Linked DNA regions of Mus musculus: region 1 is linked to region 2. Evidence: chromatin loops called from intact Hi-C (ENCODE). Cell type or tissue: gastrocnemius. All regions are shown on one strand.

Region 1 (5,000 bases), 250 kb after region 2:
AAGAGAAGGGCTGAGGTCTTCACACCAGGAAATAAGTTTGGGTGTAAGGGAAAATGTATACTCACAAATGGTATGTTCTATGGAAATTTTATTTGTTAAAAAACTTTTGGAAAAACAATCGGACCTGCAAATCTTAATTAAATGCTAAAAGTATGCCTTGTTGTTTAAACTACAAAGAATACAAACAGAAATCAAAATTAAAGCTTCAAATACAGAATTTAAAAACCAAAAGCCAATAGATAATAAAACTCCAAGTATGGAAATGAATGGCTGACAGTTCTAAGCAGAGTCACAGCAAAGGTCATGGCAAGCAGCTTCCCTGTGACAGACCAGTTTATTCCTTTAAACACTGTATCTGCAGCTTCCTGAAGACGATACATTCCACCTCCAGTAGTGAGAAGTTGTCTATAAAGTTCATATATTTCATGCATTCTTTTAAGAACTGGAGAATGCAGAGATCTGAAAATAAAAGAATTGACCACTCAAAACCTAAATATATGTCTAAATAACTACCATGAAAACGCTTAGAAAATGTCAATGTCAAAAAATAGCCCTTGGAAAAAAAAGGATGTATTGTTGAAAAGTTAATAATAAAGTGCCCATTGATATAATACAGTGGTTCAAACCAGACTTGGTGAGGTAGTTTGAATGATCCCCATAGGCTCAGAGTGACTGCCACAACTAGGAGGCATGGCCTTGTTGGAGTGGGTGTGGTTTTGTTGGAGTGGGTGTGGCATTAGTGAAGTGGGTGTGGCCTTGTAGGAGTGGGTGCAGCTTTGTTGGAAGAAGTGTTTCACTGAGTTGGGCTTTGAGATTTCAGATGCTTGAGATAGGCCCATGGTCTATCTGTCTCTGTCTCTGTTTCTGTCTCTGTCTCTGTCTCTGTCTCTCTGTCTTTCTCATATATATATATCCTGCCTGCCAATCCAGATGTGGAATTCTTGGCTTCTTCTCCAGCATCATATCTGCCTATGTTGCCAAGCTTCCCACTGTGATGCTAATAGGACTAAAACTATGAACCTGTAAGCTAGCTCCAATGTTTTTCTTTATAAGAGTTGCCATGGTCTTTCTTCACAGCAATAGAAACCCTAAGTAACCTGATACATAATACTAGACACATAATAATAATAATAATAATAATAATAATAATAATAATAATAGTAATAATGGTCTAGGCCCAGATCCAACTGTAGATCTCAGGGACTGTTTGAACATAGTGTTACAAGGCCTCTTGTAGTCACATTACTCTTTCTGTATGAGGGCTCATAGTGGCACTTATCATATGGTGTAATGATAGCAACTACATAAGTCAATGAACAAAAATCACTGATTTATTTTACAAACTCCAGTTCTAGTAGAGTAAAATGCATACAGAACTTTGAAGTGCCTAATGTCCAGGGCCCGTGAGCATGAGACCCACAGTGGGAGACCAGAGAGGAAGTGTCCTACTTCCAAGCTGCTCAGCGCACATCGCAGGCAAAAGGCCCCAATTCTTCCAAGCACCACAGAATCACCTCTCGAGCTTCTAAATCTGCACTAGGGCCCACCTAGAGATGGATAAGATACACGTCTCTCGGGAGGAAACTGAGCCCACAGTGTTTTTAAGCTTCCAGGTGATTCCAATAAATAACCAGCTCGGGGGGGGGGGGGGGGGGCACTGTTCGAGGACAGGGGATGCTCACGCTGACTGTGGCTGTGGGCCTCTGCTGACCATCTCTAACTCTCTCATCTTGGGGAAGAATGCTAGACTCTTTTTTTTTTTTTTGTCTTGCCCTTTGCTACTTGATTTCCCTCTGAGGAAAATCCTTCTCTCTGCTAATCTTTCCTTCTGAGATGTAGCAAACCTGGACCATCCCTCAATGCTTTAGCTATAGGTCATCCGACATCCCACAAAGCTGGAAATACAAGGGAATTCCAGTGGGAGATTTTAGAGAGGGGGGGGTGGAGAGAGAGAGGAGGCAGGGGAGGTGGGTTGTGCATTTTACTGGTGCCAACATTCCAGATATGGGTGGGTTTTGGAGAGGATATATGCACAGCAGTATGGGTGGGTTTTGGAGAGGATATATGCTCAGCAGTATGGGTGGGTTTTGGAGAGGATATATGCACAGCAGTATGGGTGGGTTTTGAAGAGAATATATGCACAGCAGTATGGGTGGGTTTTGGAGAGGATATATGCACAGCAGTATGGGTGGGTTTTGGAGAGGATATATGCACAGCAGTATGGGTGGGTTTTGAAGAGAATATATGCACAGCAGTATGGGTGGGTTTTGGAGAGGATATATGCACAGCAGTACGAGGTTATGGTTTGTTTGGACTGGGTGGCACTGAAGGCAGATGTGCCTGTTAGGCCAAGGAGCTTGGCCCCTGACTGGAGACAGGGTCATGCAGCAAATGTCTTTTCCAGACAGCAAAGCTGCAAGCAAGGATCGATGTTCAGACCCTTTCAAATCCCTAAAACTGAAGAAATAACTGATTGGATTCCACCATTTCTTTCTCCCATCCCATCACAATTTCCACCCCATGTTTGCAGGAATGTTTGGGCAGTAACTTCAGCTCTGTCTCTAGTCAAAGGCAGCTTGGGCAGTCTGGGAGAGGGTTTTTAAGCTAATGACTCATGCCAAGAGATGAGTCAGACACAGACACAGCCATGGCCAGGACAAGCCAAGAAGGGCAGGGACAAACGTGTCCCCCGAAGACAGACACGCCAATCCATTCAGCAAACATTTCACATCCTGTCACCAACATGGCTGCCAGGGCACACAGGAGGGACAGAGAGTGGCGGGGATGTAATGCTAGCCAATTCCTGACACTGCAGCCCCCTCCCTTCTGGCTCTGATCACCATTACATCCTGGGTTTTGAATGACCCTATAAAAATGTCCAGAGTGAAAGACAGATTCAGAAACTGAGGAAACATTATCCTAATGGCGCTCCTTTAACATCCTCCACGCTCCGTCTTCGGCCCTCCCCCCAGGTCCTACCACCCCCAGCCCATCCCCAATCCCCAGGTCTGGCCAGGCAGAGGATTTATGAGCTGTAAGTTCTGTTTTTCTACATTGATGGAAATCACTGGCAAGCATTTCCACTGGGCAGAACCCCATCCAAAGAGTCAAATATCTAGGCACCCAGCTGAGCTCCAGAGGTCTGCATTTATGAAGCTGATCGATGTGCCCTGTGGCCATAAACCATCTTCTATTTACCTATGACAGCACAGTATTTGAGTTCATAAAAGGATGATTTTTTCCCCTAACTTCCTACGCCTGGAAGGCCCCAGCTTCTCTTTACTAGGGGCTCACATACCAGGTGCACACAGTGTTTAAATGAATAAAGCCAGTTGCAGGCTTCTCTCACTCTTGAGATGAAGGAATTTAAGGGGACCTAATGGGACCCTGATCAAGATGCCACAGATTCCCAGGGATGTCATACATAGTGGGAAAATATATGCCTACTGTCCTGCATAATACCGATGGCACCTGAAGCCCCTATTGGTTTCTTCATGGATTCACAGACACCTCCCTCCCTGTGAGACAGAAGGAAGTAAGTTTTCCCAACAGCACCAAATCCCCAGGATAGAGTGAACAACTGTCTTTCAGGTTGGCCTGGTGCCGAAGGACACTGAGGTTGGAGTCTAAGGGAAGTGGAGGGATTAGAGCAGGAACTGGAGCCTTCAATGGGAGGCTAGCTTTTTGCCCTTTCAGGAAGGGTAGTCGTGTGGGTTGGTACCGATTTTATCCCACAGAAACCATCGCACACTCACACAGGTCCTCATTATCTGGGATTAGGGGAGGCAGAGTTATTTCTCTTAGAAAAACTGGGGTTAGGAATACAGGTAAACTGAGAAAATGCGGCAGTATCCAGGCACTGTGCACCACTGTGCAGTGATGACACAAGCATACATCTAGATACAGTTCAAAGGAAGTCTGGCTGGTTCTTTCATTTTGACACTCATTGGTTCTAAGGATCACTAAATCGATAGAATCCAGAGGACAGAAAAACCCAGCAAAGCACTAAAACCTGCCCTAGGGTCACAGAGCCCCAGGATGGGACTGAAAGGCGTCCCCTCCTCCTTCCTACTACTGGATATGTGCCTTAAGGAACATGGCTGTTCTTTTTCTTATTTCTCCAGCTCCGTCTCTCTCTGTCTCTGTCACTCTATCTTTGTCTCTCTGTCTCTCTTTCACTGTCTCTCTCTTTCTTCCCTCCCTCTCTCCTCCCGCTCTAACTCTCCCACTATGTTACTGTGTTGACCTCCAGAGACCCTCCTGGCACAACCTCCTACACACTACATTTATAAGATATTATCAAGCAGCAGTAAGCACATAGCTTGAATATCACAGAACAGCACCTATGAGTATTGGTGCCAGGTACATCATTTTTACTATTGATTATGGCTCAATGCATGAACCAAATTACTGATGTGCAAGAAAGCACTTGGATGCATGCCTACACTGAAAATCTGAAGAGCTTTTCCTGAAGATGAGTCTGCATGACTTTGAACATCTTGTCTCCCTACGTTTCATTCATCCCCCCAGAGCAGCGCCTCATGCTGTGGCTAATGCCAACTTTAGATATGTAGCTCCGTTCCACCTCTTCACAGTTACATACACCCCACAAGCACCTTAAACTATGGGTCACAGCCTCATATGGGGTCTGGTAAATGATAATGGCGGTTCACAAAACGTTCATTAGAGCAATGTTTGACACACAGGGTCCAACATCGATTCACACGCAATGGATTCAAGCTGGTTGGGGGAGCACCGGCCTGTACTGAGCCACACAACCTCACTGAAGCTTTGGTTTGGATCACACAGCATGCTCACAAACTGTGCATGTCCCATACCATACTACACCAATGAACACTGCCTCAAACACCAGGGCTTAGATTCAAGGCTACTGTTCACTTTGAATTGTGGTGTTTTTGCTACACCAGAAAGTTTCTGATATTACAGAAACATAGCAAATTAATCATAGAAAGCAGGCATTTAATAGTTTCCTACCATTA
Region 2 (5,000 bases):
ATGACTATAGTTCAATGGATGTCACATCATTGGATGTTGGGATGTATCTAGTTTCCAACTCTGACATTCAGAGGAGGTCAAGGCCCACAGGTATTCCCAGCTCCTCTCCCTCAGCTTCTTCATATGACAGGAGTGATCTCTTAGGTGTGCATCTCACCGGGCGGACTCTGATGCCCTGGCTTTAAGATTCAGGCTTTGAAATTTCTTTTTTTAAAAGATGTCTATAGTTCTTATCATTCTCTAGTTTATTAAAAGTACAGTAAACAAATAAAAGTTGTATTTATGATGAATGACAGGTTTGAAATAGATGGATAGGGAGATGATGGATGGATAGATAGATAGATAGATAGATAACAGATCGATAACAGATCTGTTTTAGTGTTGGTACTTTGAGATTTTGATTCCTATAGCATTCCTGGTGAACATAAACATTAGAAATTCTCAGTGAAAGTCTAGAGGGCTGAACTCAACAGTATATGAAAATAGTCATGTCCCATGACCAAATAAGCTTTATCTCTGTAATGTGAGGATGTTTCAACACAGACAGATTCATAAATGGAACACACAGTGTTAGCAGAATGAAAAATAGAAATCACATTATTATCAAAATTTCTATTAGTAACTAGTTGGAACTGTGTCTCTAAAGCAAATGATAGAAATCCACACACTCTCCCTAACAAAGACACTTTGTGGGGCTGAGATGTAGCCCTAAACCGGGTTCACCCTGAGCCTCCTTCAAATACTTGGTTCCTACATTTCTCAGCCAGAGTTCAGTGTCATCTCTGTTCACAATTACTATTTGCTGACACCCTGGTTGCCTCCCAGAGATGCTCCAAAGTAAGAAAGGACATCTCCTTCTTGCCTTTGTATTCACAGCCACAAAACTCTGGGAATTGTTCTCACTGGCCAGTCTGCATCCCAGCTAAGAGGAAGAGGAGATTCGTGCTGTTAGCTTTGTTTGTTTGTTGTGTGAGATTGAGCAGTCCAGGCTGGCCCTGAACTTTTAACCTCTCTGCCTTCTGAGTCCGGGGATTGCAACTCCTGTGTTCCACCACACTTAGATGGGTTGTGCATCTCTCACTTTAACTGTACTGACTGGAAGGGGCATAAGGCACAGCCAAAGAGGACTAAAGTATATTCCTTGAAAAATATCCATAAGACAGAGACTCCAGGGCTGTGGGTGTCAGCTAGCCTAAGGGAAGGTGGGACAAAGGTCACTTGTCTACAGCTTATGTGTCCGAAGATAGCTCACTTTAATCTAAAATGCTTAAAACAATGTACTCTGTCCTTTAAATGTTGTTACCTCCCAGTCCTGTGGAAATGTTCCAATGCTCTTTCAAATATTCATATTTTCTGAAGAGGCCTAATCCGCAGTTAAGTCTCAAGTGAAATGAAAGGACAATCTAAGACTGAATGAGCAGGCTTATGAGGAAAAATCGTGGCTTTGCCCAATTCACATAAGGGAAACTGCTAAGCATTTAACCCACAACAAAAGGATAATTAGGCGACATCCCTGTCCATTTGATGCAAGGAAAACATTATTTTAGCTAATTAATAATTTCTAAAGCATTTTCTTAATGACACTTTGATGGCAATCTCAAATGGAAACACATCTGTGTACATACAGAGCAATGACTATTGAAATAGTGTGTGCACGCATGCACACACACATCGTAATTACTCTCTGGATTTGTCGCCTGAGGTAACTTGGAAAATAAAGGTCAGATTTAGAAACCATTTATGGTGAGAGCACCACAAGCCCGGGGAAGAGATTTATTCTCCTATTTCTCATCAAAGCTTTTGATCCTAAACAGCATGCCCCCTTCTTTAACATTTGTTTCCACATTTATTTGTGTGCAATATGAAGGTAGGGCTGAGGACAACTTGCCAGGCTCAGTTCTACCTACCCACGATATGGGCTCTAAGGATTGAATTTGGTCTTCAGGGTTGGCAGCAAGCATCCTTGCCCTCTGAGCCATCTCATTGGCCACTAGCCTATACCTTCTTGTGGTCTAAACTTCATAATACCAAATTTCAAGTCAAAATATACTGACTAGACTACAGCTTTGAAGTTATCGTGCACAGTATGGAAGGTAAAATCATTAAGATTTGATTGGGTATTAAATTGTCTCAATTTATCTCCTTTAAGGAACGTGAGAAACACGCGCGTGTTTTTCCCAGAGAGCTCTGCTCATAAGTACGGGTTGATCCAGCCTCTCGACTCCAGGGGCAGCAGCCAGTTACAATCGGCAGTCAGTACTCTCCTCTCCGTGTATCCTCAATCCTTTCTTTCTCTGGAGGCTCCTATACTGCTCTTTCAGAGTCCAGACCAAGGTTAGACCATCCATGGGCTCCAACAGGAACTGATAGGTGCAAATTCTTTGTCAGATCACTAAGAAATGCTGAGGGCACTTAGACCTTTGAATTAACCAGGTAAGATAAAAACATTTTAACCTAGCCCAGGCACACTCATTTTTCCTGGTGTCCAGCCCCAGTTGGGTTCCCCCTTTTTCTTAGTGTCCAGCCTCTGGGCTTTTGCTGAAGCTTCCGGGTTCTCCTCCAGAGGAGTGGTTCCTCAGACAGGCCCACTGCTGACCAGTAGGGGGAGCCCCAATGTAAAGGCATCGTGGGCTGTTCAAGTTTCTCACACACAGGAATTACATAATTTGTGGCATACTAGGAATGAGATAAGTGCCATTAATGTAAGATTATGTTTTTTTCCTAAATGGGTTAAGATGATTTTAAGTTCTCAGTTAAACGACTAAGAATGAACAGACTTCTACCTGACTTAGGAGTTATTGATGGTTGCTAACTGCATTTTAGAACCTTAAGCACTTTCACAGTTCAGAGTGAAGGGGCAAATAGGGAGGCCAGTGTCTGTCGGTGCAGGAGATGTCAGGGCTGCAGTGGGAGGTGAAGGACACCTGACAGAGACCCCTGTAACCTTAAGACAGTGACTTAAGTGTGGGCCCTGGAGAAGCACCAGTTGCAAACGTTCCTTTGATAACAGCTCAGCAGCCTGAAATCACACACAGCAGGGCAAACAAGCTCATTGCTCATGATCTACACAGATCAGGGTTGGAAACAGGGTAGAAGAACATAGGTCTGAACCCAAGGACAGCCAAATGCTGAAGGCCAACTCTCCTGATTGCCCTTCCTACAACTAGCAGTGGATCTCAATTTCAGCAAAGAGAAAATGGATTTCTTTTCTTTCTCTTTTCTTACAGCTGAGAGATTTTTAAATTAGAGTTAACATGCCTCAAACAGAACTTAGAGTGCATCCATGAGGGTGAATAGACCAGAGGAGAGGTTGAATAAAAGAGGGAAGGGAAGGGAAGGGAAGGGAAGGGAAGGGAAGGGAAGGGAAGGGAAGGGAAGGGAAGGGAAGGGAAAGGAGAGAAATTTTCTTACTGGTTTTCTTATCAAAGTTGAAAAGCTCTATGGAACCAGGGTAGCAGTTACAAAATGGTTTGGAGTTGAAGTTAGGGGATTGTCTACAGACAAATGCAGACTGGATATATACACTTTAAACTGTCGAGACAGATGTGGCCTGATGATAGCTTGCCATAGCACACCAAACAATCACTGAAGTAGAAGGCAGCAGAGTCTACCTTAGAGGCAGAACACACGCAAGAGCTCACTGTGTAAAGCGCTGTACCAGAAGGGAAAGGCTGCCAGAGGCAGTGTTGATTGGCTTGGGGAGAATCAGTGGAGACTTTCCAGAAATCATCATTTTTGCCAGCTTGAAGAGTATGTAGGTATTAGGAGAAAAATGTGGCTTGATGGGTGAGAAGGGAAGTTGTCACCCAGGCTGAAGTAACTGCCTGGATAAAGTCTCAAAACCAAAGGGCCGGGGTTGGAGAGATGAGCCAGCAGTTCCAAGCACTCGCTGCTCTTATGGAGAGCCTAGGTTCAGATCCCAGTACCCACGCTGGGGGGCTCACTACTCCTAACTCCAGCTCCAGGGTGCTCAGACGCCCTCTTCTAGCCTCTGCAGGTATGACATCTATGTGCATATACCCATGTGCACACATACACAGACATATACATAAATAAAAATAAAGTGAATCTTCAAATAACAAAAATGGAAAGAAAATGCTACCCATTGTTGTGACAGAAACCATCTCTGTAAAGTTAGAATATCAACAGCAACAACGACAACAACAAAGATTGAGCTGATAAGGCACAAGCAAAGCAGAGAGTGATTTCCAGAAGAGAGGATTGTTTATATGAATCACTTCAGCCATATATAGAAACTGAAAAGGAGGATAAATACAGTGTCACTTCTAAGTAAGGACGATGCCATAAGAAGATAAAGGCTTCTTTATGTGTATTTTTTAATGTGTATTTTTTTTTTTAAAACGGGAGTCCCTAGAGATCATGAGGACAATGAATAGCAGGAGAGGAAGACTAATGAAAAAGATCAGTTAGGAGACCACTACAGGATTCTGGGATGCCAATGTAGTCTAAGCCAGAGAAATGGTCATGAGATGGGTGCAAGTAAGAGATGATTCATCAAGCCATCTGATATGAGTATGTGGGAGAAAGCAAGAATGACAAGCAGGTGACCATGTTGGAACAGTTAAATGCCATTTTCTGAGAAGGAACCTCAGACATAGATCGAATAGCCAGTTGTGCATTGTACATGTTGAATGTAATGTGTTAATGAGTCATTAAATGGACTGGAATGAGGGAGCCAGGTTAGAGATAAGACCCCATGGGAAGTGGTAAAGACAGTAGAGAATTCCATCTGAGGAGATGGCATTGCCTGAGTGTGTACAGGTGAAGGAGAGAATATCACAGGAAGAGTAGAGAAACCTAAGAAGACGCCAGGTAGACTATGGCTGAGGCATGAGGAAGAACTTATCCCATGTCCCTGCAGCAGGGAATCATAAGGGTATATTAAATAGATAGAGCTGTTAGAGTATTATTGAAACAAATAAGTGTCTAAGTTACATACAGAAATCTTTGACCCCTCCTTGAGTACTTTGAAAGGATGT

What was found. Peaks named below come from ENCODE experiments on the same cell type or tissue, not always from the same donor. Only the 100,000 strongest peaks of a DNase experiment are listed, where the experiment ranks them.
Region 1: a loop joins it to region 2, with 2.5 times the contacts of the local background. A loop is called at or near these places in 4 of 42 quality-filtered maps.

What each region holds. Positions count from the first base shown.
Region 1 is chr11:64,466,619-64,471,618 of GRCm38, reverse strand. The region is part of intron 1 of Hs3st3a1 (heparan sulfate (glucosamine) 3-O-sulfotransferase 3A1); the gene reads right to left. Among named protein-coding and RNA genes, the nearest start is that of F930015N05Rik, 32 kb to the right of the region's middle. In gastrocnemius, no CTCF peak of the experiment used is centred here; a DNase peak (open chromatin) is centred at 2,690.
Region 2 is chr11:64,716,473-64,721,472 of GRCm38, reverse strand. It overlaps Gm30305 (a long non-coding RNA gene), which reads left to right and starts at 2,215. Exons shown (of 4, transcript XR_879925.1): 1 at 2,215-2,433. In gastrocnemius, a CTCF peak has its summit at 2,597 (motif pointing right); a DNase peak (open chromatin) is centred at 2,592.